Linked DNA regions of Mus musculus: region 1 is linked to region 2. Evidence: chromatin loops called from intact Hi-C (ENCODE). Cell type or tissue: heart. All regions are shown on one strand.

Evidence for each region. Hi-C counts contacts between places; a loop is a spot of excess contacts. Peaks named below come from ENCODE experiments on the same cell type or tissue, not always from the same donor. Only the 100,000 strongest peaks of a DNase experiment are listed, where the experiment ranks them.
Region 1: it touches region 2 in a loop (3-fold over the local background); 1 of 42 quality-filtered maps calls a loop at or near these places.

The regions. Positions count from the first base shown.
Region 1 is chr1:58,416,666-58,424,665 of GRCm38, forward strand. It overlaps Clk1 (CDC-like kinase 1), which reads right to left and starts at 7,423. Exons shown (of 13, transcript NM_001042634.2): 1 at 7,255-7,423; 2 at 5,109-5,269; 3 at 4,418-4,643; 4 at 3,456-3,546; 5 at 3,002-3,068; 6 at 602-718; 7 at 348-514. The coding sequence starts at 5,269. In heart, a CTCF peak has its summit at 4,448; DNase peaks (open chromatin) are centred at 6,426, 6,946 and 7,416; H3K4me3 peaks cover 2,693 bases; H3K27ac peaks cover 1,616 bases.
Region 2 is chr1:58,579,722-58,587,721 of GRCm38, forward strand. It overlaps Fam126b (family with sequence similarity 126, member B), which reads right to left and starts at 6,612. Exons shown (of 13, transcript NM_001310598.1): 1 at 6,491-6,612. Ndufb3 (NADH:ubiquinone oxidoreductase subunit B3) reads left to right here and starts at 6,676. Exons shown (of 3, transcript NM_025597.3): 1 at 6,676-6,949. In heart, CTCF peaks have their summits at 4,734 (motif pointing left) and 6,500; a DNase peak (open chromatin) is centred at 6,600; H3K4me3 peaks cover 2,421 bases; H3K27ac peaks cover 1,583 bases.

The sequences.
Region 1 (8,000 bases), 160 kb before region 2:
CCTGCTAGCCTTGAACTCAGAGATCCGCCTGCCTCTGCCTTGGAAATGCTGGGGAGTTAAAGGTGTCTACCATCCCCTGACCTTTTAAACCACTCTTAACAAGCTTGCTAACTTAATCAGCATCCAATCCCCCAATTAGTCTGTATATACTCTCAGGCTAGGCTTTTAAATCCCACAGTAGATCTCATCTTCTAGTCTTCTGTAGTCATGGGGACAGAACAAAAAGGCCTCATTTCTGTCACTGAGCTAGAGTCCCTAGAGTCCCACCAGATTCTTTTTTTTAAAGATCCAAATTAGTCTGACATTAGTCTCAAACTCAAATTTTACAAGAAATATCAAGAACTTACAGTTTACAGATTTGCATATTTGATATGCCATCTTCCTGATATGATCCATTCGAAACGGCAGAAAACTGTTTTCCTTAATGAAATCATAAGTACTAAGCCCCAGAAGTTCAAACACAATGCAAATGTGACCTCGATGCTCAAACCACTCCAACATCTGGACACAACGGCTATAAACACGTTAAAAAAACAAAACAACTCAATAATAGGGCTTACAATTCAAACCTCTCTATTTCAAGTTTTAATGTGATACTTACAAAGTACTATGGGGGTCTGTTGTATTCAAGTGTTCCAAAACTTGTATTTCCGATTGAGCAGCTTCACAGTATCTATCCACATTTTTAACTATTTTTACTGCTACACGTCTACCTCCCCTGTTAAAGAAAATAAAAGTAAGTTTTAAAAGGTGATAGATGCCAGGCAGTGGTGGTGCACACCTTTAATCTCAGCACTAGGGAGGTGGAGGCAGGCGGATTTCTGAGTTCGAGGCCAGCCTGGTCTACAAAGTGAGCTCCAGGATAGCCAGGGCTATACAGAGAAACCCTGTCTCGAAAAACCAAAAAAAAAAAAAAAACCAAAAAAAAAAAAAAACCCAAAAAAAAAAAAAAAACACTATCTCAATCTGTCTTCTTTTTTTAAAAAAGATTTATTATTATATCTAAGTACCAAAAGAGGGCGTCAGATCTCATTACAGATGGTGTGAACCACCATGTGGTTGTTGGAATTTGAACTCAGGAGCAGTCCGTTCTCTTAACCACTTGAGCCATCTCTCCAACCCCTCAACCTGTTTTCTAAGACTCAAAACAAATGCAGTTTGTTTCCTATATTGCCCACCACTGTGTCAAATACTATCTCAAATCTTTGTTCCAGGTTATCAGAAAAGTTGGTGCTAGGTCTCAACTCAACTCATTTAGAAAGTTTTTGCTACTCTTGGGGCAGAAAATGTATAGCTGATCAAAGTGGTTGCTTTAGATGAACAAGGTCCCATGGACTTTTCCCAGAACTAAACACATACAAGTATTTATAGTATTAAGGTGTTTGTATTTTCAACTGTTAATTCTGTACTGGCACAGAGCTCAATGCTGGCAGAATTTTGGTACTGTCATCTCTATGGCTCATCACCAGGTTTTCTCATCACTGGGTTTTCAATTTGTAACCTTTGTCCTTCCTTACCTGCCTAAAGGCAATCTAAGAGATGTATCACCAATCTAAGAGATGTATCACGTGCTGTCTCCCTGCTAACTGTAATAAAGAACTGACTGCCAATAGCTAGGGCAAGAAGTACCAAGGCAGAGCAGCCAGAGAGGTTTGAGACTCAAAAGCAGAATTGTAAAGGACACTGAAGGGAACAGAATAGGTAGGTAAACAGATAGCCTGCTGGCAGGACAAGTGCTAGAATAGTCAGGTTAAGTAAAGAGCAGCTGAGCCTGGCAGTGGTGGCACATGCCTTTAATACCAGCACTTGACAGGCAGAGGCAGGAGGATTTCTGAGTTCGAGGCCAGCCTGGTCTACAAATTGAGTTCCAGGACAGCCAGGGCTACAGAGAAACCCTGTCTGGAAAAACCAGAAGAAACAAAGTAAAGAGCAGCTGGGAGACTGCCTCTGCTAAAGGCCTAAGCTTTAAACTGTATTAAAAGTTTTCATGCCCTTAGTAGACTACTGGCAGGTCCCCAGCAAGTCCCTCAAAAAAGTTTCATTTATTCCAAAGTATAAAAAATAAAGATACAGAGAAAACACAAAAACAGCCATGTACTGGTCTTACAGAAGTCCAGAATTCAACTCCCAGTATCTGCACCAGGCAGCCCAACTCACAACCACCTGCATCCTGGACACATTCTTCTGGCCTCTGTACTCCTATGCATGAGTGCACACACAATTAGAAATAAAAATCACTGTCATTAGCATGTTGAATCCCTAGGTCTGATCACCAACATGGGTTGAGTGGTGTGAAAAGCACTAATGAAGCTTGATGGACCCGAATAATCACACCTATGACACCCAGCTCTGTCATGACAATTCATCTAATGAAAAACAGCCGGGCGTGATGGCGCACGCCTTTAATCCCAGCACTTGGGAGGCAGAGGCAGGCGAATTTCTGAGTTCGAGGCCAGCCTGGTCTACAAATTGAGTTCCAGGACAGCCAGAGCTACACAGAGAAACCCTGTCTCGAAAAACCAAAAAAGAAAAAAGAAAAAACAAGTCTCATACTCATTGGTGCTAGGAATTAAAACTCTCTGTCCCTTCTCCAGCCAGGAAGCTGCAAATACTATTTAGTTGGTTTTGTTTAAAAAAATACAAGAGTGAAGCCAGCCTGATCTACAGAGTGAGTTCCAGGACAGCCACGGCTACACAGAGAAACCCTGTCTCAAAAAACCAAAACCAAACAAACAAACAAAAAACCAAGAGGCCAGGTTCGATGTTGTACACCTTTGATCCCAACACTCAAAGAGGCAAGTAGATCTCTGTGAGAGCTCCAGGCCTGCAAAGTTAGACGCTGTCTCAAAAACATTCCAAAGCATTCTAGAAGCAGAGGCAGGTCAATCTGAGCACTAGGCCAGGCTGGTCGGTCTACAAAGTGAGTTCCAAGACAAGCAGGGATGTTACACAAATAAACTGTTTTGAAAAACCAAAAAAAGAAAAAAATAGGGAAACTTACACTTTATGATCGATGCATTCCACCACTTTTCCGAAAGCACCTTCACCTAAAGTATCAACAATTTCATCTAAAAAAGAGGAATAATTATTATTCATAACAGGAAATGAGAACAATGTACTTATAAGTATTATCAATGCAGATTATTCTAGGTGATGCTGCAAATTTCCTTATCATTAATTACTTATCAGCCAACACCATCCAAAAAACATACAACTATTCTTAGATCTAATTTCATTCTCAGACTAATTTCATTAACTTGATTTACTGCTGTGGAATTTAATATTAAAACTTCAAAGAAAGCAAAGACAATCCCCTCCCACCAAAAGAAATGAAAGCAAAAAAAAAAAGAAAAAAAAGAAAGAAAAAGATTTCCAAATCCCTGAAACTTTAATCTATATATACATATAGATTATGTTATCTGAAAAGTAAATAAGTGTTGAAAAATATTCTATACATCTTGCACTTAGTACGTCTCCACTCTGACAGATCAGGTGACCCTCCTCATCATCCTCTACACTCCTCGATCTTTTCCTTCGGTGACTCTTCTGGACACGTCAAGTGGGCGGCACCAGCACCAACATCATCCAGCCAATCAATACACCCGAGTGAATTCAGGGCAGAATACGAAATTCATTCAGCGGGGAGATATTCAGATACACGCCAGGCCACAAACGGTTGGCAGGAGCAATTTCAAATTCAGTCCCCAGAAATTCACAGGGCACATAGTTTATGTTAACAGGAGAAAAACATGGCAAGGAACAGATTTTCAGATAAGATACTCAAAGTGGTAAGTCAACAAAACATAAACACATTTGCTTTTCTTCTTAAAAAACAAAACAAAACTTATCTGTGGCATTCACTCAAACATAGTGTCCTAAATTCATACTACAAAACTGTAGAATGTAGTATTTACTTTAGTACCCTGTGGCCAAATTAAGATTTGGCCTAACTAATAAAGAAAATATATATTAAAATAGTAAATAAAATGATAGCCCTAATTTGGGAAGGGAAAAAAAAGGTATATAACACTATAACATTTAAAATGTTATCTGATAGATTTCCAAATTAATACATGAAAACACTAACTTCAAATCTGTAACTTAATGAGGAAAAAAATTTACACATGTTAATAAGTCATAACTAACCCTAACACAAAAATACCTAATTCCTTGGAACAAACTGACAATTTATCAAAATAGTATTTCTTGGAATAGCATTAAGACAATCTTTCCTATCATTACAGAACTAAATATCACTATTTTCATGAATTTCTTATGTAATACACAAATACTAAAAGAATACTCCTGCAAGGTAGAGTTGTGATGACTTTTATCTTGAAATTTTCTCAAACACAAAACTGTTTCCTGTTCTCCATGGGAAATAAAACCTTTCAGAACGTTTAAAAGGCACTCATACCCCGTGTGAATGGTGCTGCGAAGTGTGGTGGCGACTCCTGTGTTTACTTTTGTAACTGCTTCTTCCACTCCTACCAGAGGACTTGCTACTATGCATCTGGTATCTGCTTCCAGGTTCTCCATAGGGATGCCCTGGCTCGTAGCCCATGTAGTCATTCCTGTATTCATCAACATAGCGTCGACTATGATAAGCTTTCTCATTTATGGATCTGCTTTCCAGATAATAGCTAGAGGAGAAAAAAAGTTTGTTTTACAGCTACACCAAACAATTGCAATGTAGAGAACTGAACTCAACACGTTTGACCAAGATAGGCATTTTACCACTGGACTACAGTCCTTCCACAAATCTCCAGATTATGCAGTTAAGCAATTCTAAGTATATCATTATATATGGCCCCCAGGATTTTATACACGGTAGGCAAACGTTCTATATCTGAGCTACTCTCCCAGTATAAATCTACTTTTATATTGCAGTACTTTATATGCCTTGTAAAGATGAATTTTTAATTGTGTGTGTGTGTGTGTGTGTGTATAGGTAGTATACTAAGGAGTGCCAGAAAAGGGCATCAGGTCCTCTGGAGCTGAGTTACAGGTTAGTGGTAGTGTGTCTGAAGTGTTGGGAGCCAAACTGTCCTCTGCCAAGCTTAAGTACCAGCTAAGCTATCTTCCCAGCCCATAACCGCCTTTCTTACCTGTCTGTCGTTTTGGAGTGATCGTACCTGCAGCGCTTTTGCTCACGGGCGCTGCTATGTGATCTCTTCTTTCTTTTGTGACTGCTGCTGCTTCTCCATGTTCCATAATCCCAGTCTCTTTCATCCCAGTCAGGACAGTAAGTTCTCTTTGAATGTCTCATCTATGAAAGACAAATTTTACCAGTTAAACTGTAGTTCTGTGATGTTCAGTAGTAAATGTTTCTTTGCAAACTCCCATTAGTTTCCATCTTTCCCCTCCCCAGACAGCCTCAATATAGAGTAGCTCTAACTATGTGCACCAAGTTGCCCTTGAATTCAAAGAGCCACCTGCCTCTTGCCTCTGGAGTACTGGGATAAAATGCATGTGACCCCCAGCATTAACGTTTTGTTTAAAATCAAAGTTCTAAAATTTTAGTCAACTGTCTGCAATCATAAAAATTATTGCATTGCCTCAGATTCTGCAATGTAAACTTTATTCACAGATTTTTTTTTTTTTTTTTTTTGGTTTTTCGAGACAGGGTTTCTCTGTGTAGCCCTGGCTGTCCTGGAACTCACTTTGTAGACCAGGCTGACCTCAAACTCAGAAATCCACCTGCCTCTGCCTCCCAAATGCTGAGATTAAAGGTGTGCGCCACCATGCCCGGCCAGATTTTTTTTCACCTTGTTTTCACAATGCCCAAATTCATATTAAGTGAAAAAGGTTTAAAACCTTAAGTGAAAAAGGTTAAAACTTAAGAAAAATGTATGACAGCTCTTTCAGAAGTTCAACTTACAGGTTCACAAGGTTCAATTTCTACCCAAACCAAGTCTCCGACCAACGTAACCACAAGTGACCCTAATTAAGAAGTTTTTTTTTAACTGGGCGTGGTGGTGCACACCTTTAATCTCAGCACTCGGGAGGCAGAGGCAGGCGGACTTCTGAGTAAGAGGCCAGCCTGGTCTATAAAATGAGTTCCAGGACAGCCAGAGCTATACAGAGAAACCCTGTCTGGAACAGCCCCCGCCCCCAAAGTGTTTTGTTTGTTTTTGGTAAAATACCAGTTTGGATGTTATGAAGTGTTTGTTTACAGCTATTAAAAAAAAAAAAAAAAAAAAAAAAAAGCTGCTCAGCAGATGACCTCAATTCCCAATTCACCGTCAAGTAAATGCCCACGGTCCCCGCTGACACTCTTACTGCTAGCAGAGGGAGACTGGGAAAATTATGAAAATATGGGAGGAAAGCCTGAGAAGGTAACAGGCGCGCCTTTTATGCCGAGTCAACAAAATTCGGGCTCCACCAATAAAGCCACTCTACTTAACTGTACAGGACAGGCCATGATGTTGAAAATAAAGCTGTTCAGAGCGGAAGTGACGTACAATCTTAGGGTGTTCCCCTCCTGTTTCCTAAAGGTAAACAACTCCCCCGTTACAACTTTGTTTACAAAGGAAATTTTCTATAACTTTTTTTTTTTTGAGACAGGCTCAAAGGGGATTAAAAGGCGAGCGACAGGCAGTACAGCCCGGCCGTCTTGAGTTTTAATGTTACAAAACCTAAGTAAATCCTAAACCTTCTTAAAAATCACTTGTTCCTCGCTCTCACAAGCGCTGTCCCGGTGTGCCTCGTTTTCATTATGCTCGACTTCGCTATCTATCGACCGCCTCTGAAATTCTTTTCTTCGTCGAAGGCGGAAACTACACAGAACTGAGGTGACAGCCTGCTGTGACGCTGTCCCCGCAGCGCCCATCTCTAACAAGATCAGCGACCGCAGCGTGTGGGGCCGGCCTGGTTACCAAGACCTTTCGCTTCAAATATAAAGAAAAACAGCACCAAAACCTGCGCCGTGCCACCGCCGAGAGCAAAACCAGGACCGACCGAGTCCAAGCGAAGGCCGCGCCCTGGCGCCGCCATGGCGAAGGACGAGCGCGGCCTTCCCCCTACCGCCATCTTAGGTCCCGCCGCGGCAGCTCGGGCTCTTGCAGTCGGCCGGCCCTCCTCGGGACGCGGAGCCTGCGGGCATCGTCCCCGCCTACGCAGAAGCCAGCGGCCAGAGCTCCGCAGCCGGGGCACAGAGCCCCTTCGCGTGGCTCCGCCGTGAAGAGCCGCAGCGGGGTCCTTGGAGGCGGCGGGAAGATACAAGGAAAGGCCCTGACAGACACCGCGTCTTACCTTTCCAACCCTGAAGACAAAGCTTGCAAGGCGAAGACAAAGCTTACAAGGCGACGGCGAGAAGTCTGCAAACGATTACGACGATCTCCCAACACAAAATGGTGCGGACAGACGCAGTGCGAGCTTCTTCTCGGAAAAACTGGTGACGTAGATGGGCGGGGCCTATACCGGTCCTGAGTGCGCAGGCGCGGGCCCGCTGCCCAAATGGGCGAGGGATGGAAGGACTTGGTCCTGACTGTCCTTGCTGTGGCTTCTTGAGGATACTTAGACACTACAGGTTACAGTAATAGTATAATCCACGCTCGCTCTCCCTCTCTCCTTTTTCTCTTCCCTCCTGACTGCAACCTTTTAAACTACACCAACAAAGTATCTCTGGTTAGTAACTCAGTGACTACAGTTATGTTGACCTGTCTTAAACTAGTTTTTAGTGGTTGGGTATGACATGCACTGACGCCAAAAATGTTAGAAATGAGCATGGTGGCACACGCCTTTAATCCCAGCACTTGGGAGGCAGAGACAGGCGGATTTCTGAGTTCGAGGCCAGCCTGGTCTACAAAGTGAGTTCCAGGACAGCCAGGGCTATATATACAGAGAAACCCTGTCTCGAAAACCAAACCAAACCAAACAAAACAAAAAGTTAGAAATGGTGGAACAGGAGCGGAATAGTGTAAATAGACAGATTAGTAAGTAGTCTTGAAGACTTTGAGGATGCCCCCCCCCCCCCCATAGTAGCTTCCCCCAGCCTT
Region 2 (8,000 bases):
GACTGAGCTCAGGTCATCAGGCTTGGAGTTGAGAGCCTTCATCCACAGTCATCTTGCCAGCCCCATGCTTTTAAGTTCTTACTTGATGTCTTAGCAAAACTTTTCATAAATTCTTACAGAGATTAAGTCATTAATGGAAATTCTCTACTCACATTGTTCACACTGACCTAGGGCTCTTCAGCACACATGTCTATAATGCACTACTGACAAACTACATCCCTAGCCTCTAGACTGTTTTATATTCTTAAAGAAAATGGAACATAACCTGGTCCCTCTGTGGCTTACTCCAGACCTACAAAAAGGATTGCATAACCCGATAGTATAAAACACAAATATGCAGTGTTTCACTGTCTTTAATCATAAAAGAAGACATCTGACAATCTAATAAACTTCAATACTGGGTATAAATCCAAAGGAATAGAAATCAGTATTAAGAGACACTGATATCCCATGTTCATTGTAGTACAATTCACAATAGCTAAAAAATAACTGTCCACTAACTGCTGAATGAATAAAGCTCGTGATGTGATACACACACACACACACACACACACACACAGACCAAGTTTTATTGTGTTCAAGGATGGAATCTTGTCATCAGTGACAACACGGACAAACCTGTAGTACATCATTGTAAATGTTAGTATCAGGAAGACAAATATCACATGATCCCATTCATATATACAATCTTTAAAATTAGATCTCATAGAAGTAAAGAGTAAAGCAGTGGTTACAAGAGGTTGGGAATGTAGGAGGAAGGGATAGGAGTAAGTTAGTTAATAGATACTGTTAATAAAGTGCAAAAATTCTGATGTTCTGTTCATAGTGAGATGAGTACAGATAACTGCAATTATCCATATTTCAAAAAAATGCTAGGGTTTTGAATGTTCTCACCTTTTTTTTTTTTTTTTTAATTTTTCAAGACAGGGTTTCTCTGTGTAGCCCTGACTGCCCTGGAACTCACTTTGTAGACCAGGCTGGCCTCCAACTTAGAAATTCGCCTGCCTCTTGTTCTCATCATTTTATACAAAAGACAAATATCTGAGGAGTTGAAAAAGGTCACCCTGATTTGAATGTTATTTATGTGTAGTGTGTGTGTGTGTGTGTGTGTGTGTGTGTGTATCATATAGTACCCCATAAATTCATATAACTATGTGTTGATTGAAAAATGAAAATGGGGCAGGTGAGATAGTTCAGTAGGTGAAGGTACTAACTATTAAGTCTAACAAACTGAGTTCAATCCTCAGAACCCACATGGTAAAAGGAGAGAGCCAACTTGCCAAAATTGGCCCTTCACCTCTACACATGTGCTATATGTGAGCCCACATGTATCAATATACAAATACACACTAAATAAATGAAATACTTAGACCAGTATTTAGGACATGAGATCCTTACTCCAAACAAAACTAAGTAAATGATAAAACAGAAGAAAAGGCCAATAGAACCAATGACTTCTGGCCAATGAAATGGCTCAGAGGATAAAAAGTGCTTTCCATGTAAGCTTGAGTTTAATCCCCTAGGGCCCACAATGGAAGAAAAGAACTTCAAAGTTGTCCTTCAACCATACGCTTCCCCTATAAAAAGCACATGTGCACACAAAGTAGTAAATCAGGGTTGTTGTTGTTTTGTTTTGTTTTTCTGTTTTGGTTTGACATGGTTTCTCTCTGTGTAGTCCTGCCTGTCCTGAAACTCACTCTATAGACCAGAACTCAGAAATCCACCTGCCTCTGCCTCCTGAGTGCTGGGATCAAAGGCTTGCACCATCACTGTCCAGCACAAATCATTTTTAAAAAGAACCAAGGATTTCTTCAATAAGAGGTAACAGGGTCTCATGTAACCTAGGATGACTTCAAACCTATGTAACTAAACTCTGAGTTCATAGGTGTATGCAACCATGTCTGGTTTATGATGTACTAGGAATTGAATCCAGCCAAACATTCTACTGACTAGGCTACATTTCTGGTCCCGTTAATAAAACGTTAAAGGAAACATTACAGAGCTAGATAGAAGCACACTTGTAATCCCATCATTCAGAAAGCAGAGATAAATCCAGCTTGGACTAATAGTGAAGCTAACCCAAAAGCAAAAGCAAACAAGAAAGATAACATCAGGAGTCTAGCTTCAGTACATTAATAAGATGATAAGAGAGAAAATATAGCCATGTATGGCAGTGACACCTGTTATGCCAACTTTGGAAAGGGCAGGATATTTATGAATTCATAAGCCAGCCAGAGCCACACAGTGATACATATCAAAAAAAAAAAAAAAAAAAAAAAAAAGGAAAAGGGAAAAAAGAAGAGAGAGAGAGAAATAAAAAAGTCAGCCACTCATGTGATGGACAATGGCATATATTTTTTGATGGTTACAGTTACTCTACAGCAAAATGACTACCTGGTGACCCATCTTTACCATTCTATATCAGTGCCTTTTACCACAATATATAACTATTATTTTGGCAGCTAATCCTCAAACCTAAACATTACAGCTTTATAAATAATTAAATCATACCATTTAAAATATTACACATTTGGATTTATACTCATTCCTATTTAGTTTTTCTAATATGTGTCTCAAAACAGCCAAATCTCTAAACATTAGGCTTAAAGTACTTAAGTTTCTAAACTTGACCTAGGTCAAGGTCAAAAGATTTGCAATTCTAAGTTTACTACATATCATTGAGTGAATACCTATATATCAATGTTTTATTGAAAATTATTTAATCAAGACAGCGTTTCTCTGTATAGCCCTAGCTGTCCTAGAATTCAGAAAGATCAGCCTGCTTCTGCCTCCCAAGTGCTGGGATTAAATGTGTGTGCCACCACCAGCCAGCTAAACTTGAAATTCTTATTTCTAAATTTTCATTTAACTCTAAGACAATATAGCTTTCTGACACATGAGAAAAATAAGATGAATAAATAAATATCTTTTAATTAATTAGTATAGGACTAATTTGTAAAAAGAAATTGCTTGACTTATGGAAAGTGGTTAACTGCCAAGAAGAAACTAATTCAAACCAAAACATTCAGCACATTTTTATTTTTGGCAACTTCAACTTCTGGCTAGAAAACTACTCTAGCTATGACATTAAATACAAACAGTTTATTGAGCTATAAAATCCTGGTAGATTTGGCAGCTGGTTCACTCAGCTAAAGCTGCTGTTACTGGCTCACACCCTCAAGTGACAGGAGCTGAGTTAGATCAAAGGTTCTAAAGTGAAGTTCAGATGTAAAGCAAGTCATTCAGGGTCCTCCCTCCAAACGCACCTACCTCCTTCACATTCCACCTTTAAGATTAAAGCGAAGTTCAGATAAAAAAATATCTCTGTGTGTCCTTTTTTACGAACTAAAAAGCTTCCTGGACTATTTTAAAATCTCTTTCTGCATAGAGGAATCTCAAAATTAGATCCAACTCTTTCATCAGTAGTGTGCATGTGTGGTTGTGTGCACGTGGTGTGGCTGCTGTGTAGGGGTGAACATATGTGCAGGTGTATATTATATAAAGGCCAGAGGTTGATTCGGTGTCTTCCTCATGCACTCTGCACTTTTATATACACTGAGGTATGTTCAGCTGAATCCAAAGCTTGCCAATGTGACTAGGCCAACTCGTCAGCTTGCACCGGTGGGTCCCCAACTCTGCCTCGCTAAGTGCTGGGATTATGGAATGGCCATCAATGCCCATCTGGCATATATGTTGGTCCTGGGGATCCAAATTCTTGCATAGCAGGTGCTATACCTGCTAAGCCATCTCCCTAACCCCTCAAAGCCCCCTCCTTTTAAAAACAATTATATTATGGCAAGCATAAGGAACAGACCTAGAAAAAGGACAAGCTCATCAGAAGACTGTGGCAGCAATGAGCTCCATTACAGTAGGTGTAAACCACCTTCATAGATTTCTGTGCCAGCCCTCACTGGAATCCACTATACTACATTTTAGACACTAAGAAATATTCAGTTCCTATAGTGAGAAAAGTATATAGTCTACAGAAATATATAGGGGAAAATATTCCGGAGGCGGGGAAAAGCAACAAGCAATGAAGCACGCACACACACACACACACACACAATCTGTTCTGGCATTAAAAGAACAACAAAATATTATTTTTGTTGACAGTACAACTTGGTTGAGGTTTCTGCCCATATCATTTAAAAAAAATGTTTCATGGAAAGCAGTTAACTTTAACTATGTAGTACTTTTTTTTCTATAATAAAGCTCAGTCAGACTGAAAATCATTCTAGACCTTAATATATTACAATAAGAAGTAAAAATTGTGAACTACCAGCAGTGAAACAAATCAATACTAGCTATTAAGAAAGACTTTAAGGACTGGCTGTGGTGGTGCACCAGTACTCAGGAGGCAAGGTGCGTGGATATCTATGAATTCAAGGACAGCCCACTCTACATAGTGACTGTCTGGAGAGAAAGAGGAGGGGGGAGGAGGGGGGGGAGGGGAGGGGAGGGGAGGGGGAGAGAGAGAGAGATTGATTAAAGATTATATTAAGAAGCAAAACATTCAAGAACCATTTTGAAACAAGCAAAAATATTTCCTTACAATTAGTGTGTCAAATCACTTACAAATAGTTTTGACACTGAAATCTTTCAAAAGACAGAATCTCTATGATTTATAAATAATCATCCAGATCCTATTAGAAGCCAATTTGGGACTGTTTTTTAAACTCTTTGGTAATTCCCTACTCAAGTGTTCAATTTATGGCATTCTACAATGACACCTACTGGCCACTGAAAATCAACCATTAGTTCTCTCAAACAGAGTGGGCTGGTTACATAAGAGAGACACAGAAACACACATGCTCTCTCTTAAATCAAACTACCTAAAGGCAAATATTTGTTTTCAATATGTAAACACCGTATTTTTTGTATGTAAAGCACTATAGAATTTCACCTAAAGCAAAATGTAAGCTTTCTTTGTGACCAAAATACCATTATTCTTGTAAAAAGATAAAAGACAAGCAATAAAACACCAGTATCATTTAAATTTTTTTATTTAAAGCACTGACAAATACCTCAGTGTGCTGGACATTTCAAAACAAATACTAATGACCCATTTCTACTCAAACAATATTTTGAGAGAAAAATTCTAGCTTTATATGTATATGCATAAATGTTTATGTATATGTATGTTTATGTTATGTATATGTATAAATATTTATGTATAAATGATCAATAGTAGAAAAAGATTACATCTTAGAAAGTTTTTCTAACATGTAGTTAAATAACAAGCCCAGAAAGACAATATACTTCCTGGATACATTTGTCCTCATCGTCTAACTTGACGGCAGCATCTCAGGCCTCTTACATTTTAATAATTTATAGTGCTACTTTTTAAAGATATTTTTCCAATGAGTTATAAAAGTGCCCTTCCACAATATTCGCCGACAGGGATTTGTTTAGGACTGTATTTCACCATTCAAACCGTGGATTTAAAAGACTTTTCAAAACAAAATAGTTTTAAATTTGTACATAAATTTTATCTATGTCCATGACATTCAACGAACTTATTTTTTTAAGCCTAAGGCATAACTCACAACTAGCTTCCTAGACTTAACAAGGGAAATCACTTAAAAGTTGACACTCCTCTGCTAAGATTCCCAACTTATTTTCACAGTCCTTAACACTGGGGGCGAGTTGTCTACCAATTTACTGTTCATTTTCTAATCTACATTTATCTTCGTCTATAGATTTAAAAGGCTCTCCACTTTTCTGAAGGTTAAAGCCGCAAAGCAAATTCCTGTACTACAAAACACGAATCTGACAACATTCCTCTAAAGCTAACATCGTGTTGTCTCGCAACCAAAGTCCATATTTGGGATAAGCGCTTCGTGACTACTCTTGCCTTCACGCTGTCCTCCTCCTACAGACCCTGCCTCGGTAGAGAGAACGCTGGAGCCAACAAGAACAAAGTGCTCAGATACATCAATGGGTTGCAGAGCTCTTCTTCTACCAGGGTCAGTCGAGTTACTTGGAAAAATAACTGCCATGGGTTACATAATGTACAACCACCAATTTCTAGAGCTGACCACCAATAAATATCTTTCTTCTCCGCACCTCTCCCCATCCCAGCAAACGGCCCTAAGAACACCTAGGATTTCACGCAGGTGTCTGCAATACCACGTCCTTCTCTTACCTGAGGCTTCTTGCAAGACATCCCTTCAGCCCTCACTACCTGTGTCTTGCTCCCGCCTCCTTCCCGCCTCAGCCCGCGCCACCGACACCCTAACGCCCTTGCTAGGGCCCCAAGTTGCCCCACAACACTCATCCCCAAGCCGCCTCGGCAGACGCCTTCTCCTCACGACCCTCCCGAGCTTGCTCCCAGGTCTGCAGGGCTTCGGATCCAACAGTCCTGCTGCCTTCCCACTTCACCTTCGTCAGCTCCCGACTACGGCGTCCGAAGCCGGAGGAGAAATTCCTCTTCACCCGGCACCGTGCGCCCCCCCCCCCGCAACCCCCCCAAGACAGCACCGCCGCCTACCTGTCACCCCGCAGCCTCAGGCTTCCTACCGCCACCGCCACCGCCACCGCCTCCCGCAGCAGCCTGCCAACTGCAGCATAACAACCAGCCTTCTCATTGAGTGGGCCCACGCGCTTAATAACAACCGCTCTCATTGGCTGCGCTATGACTTTGGCCCGCCTCTCGGTGCTCCGCCTAAAGATTCCGTCCTGGAGCAAGACAAACACGGCTTTATCGTCCTTCTCCTCAATATCTTCTACCTCAAGCAGACTCCAGCTGCAAAGTGTGGGAAATAATCTCTACTTCCAGGCTCCTTCATGTCATCTCTACGTTGTCTGGGAGCCTTGCGCCAGTACCGGAACGTTTACCATCTCCCCCATTTTCCTGTCGTAAGAAACTAGAGGAAACAACGTCCGTTTCCGGTTGTCTCCGGCTGTAAGGTTGAATATTGAGTGTCCCGGGAGGTCAGATTGCTGTCAGGTAATTTAGGGAGCTGGTGGGAGACTTCTGGATTACGCATAATCTAAACTTTATCCAGGGAATGCAGAAGTGGAGAGGGCTGAAGGGATCCGATAAGACCGGGAGAAGATCCGGGATCTAGCTAGGGAGCGCCGCTGCAAGGTTCTTGCTGGGCTGTGTTGAGGCGGATGAAGGATGTCTTGAGAATTACGATGGTTGTTAAATCCCAGAGATGTTTTAAACCGCCGCTACCAGATGCAATGTACTCCTCGCCTCCTGGCTTTTTGGGTTGTATTTGAATAGGGTAAAGAACAGCTCAGACCCGAAAATACTTAAAACTAGAAGAAATAATTGCAACGGTTGCTTCACAAGCTTGTATTTTAAGTACGGTTTCCCAAATATAAGTGTTTACGACACAGTGCTTAAGTGAAAAAGAGCAAGTCACAAAATCAAGACTACTGCATAATCCTAGGATTAAGGATTGGATACTAAAGTAATAGCAGTTCATTTGTATTTTCCCATATTTTAATGGTCATCTCAGTTTTTAAATGAGGGAAATTTGAGATACACCCTTGAAAATCCCTGATAAACTGTAAAATTATATGTAATGGATGTAACATTCTTCTTCCTTAGGGAAAGCAAGTCAACATTTCCCCAGTGCTAGATAGAACAAGCCATCGTTAGTGAAGGTTGATCATCACCAAACTTTTGAGTTCACTTCTGACATAGGCAGATAGCATTTAAATTTTCCATAATTATGTGTTCATTCATGGTTGAATCCTTTTTTTTTTCTGTTCTTAAACGGACAGTTCTAAAGGTGAAATAATTTCCTGTTGTTGAGCCCTCAGTGCAGTAGAACTCGCTCATTCTGTGGAAGAGGAGAGAACCAGTTGGATTAGGTTGCCCTCTGACCTCTGCATGAACATCCACACACACACACACACCACACATGACTTTAAAGAAATACTCTTAAAAATAGGAGCCCAGCATGATGCACAGGCTTGTACTCCTGGCAGTTGGGAGACAGAGACAGAAGGAGTAAGAGTTCAAAGTTTCCCTGGCTACATACCAA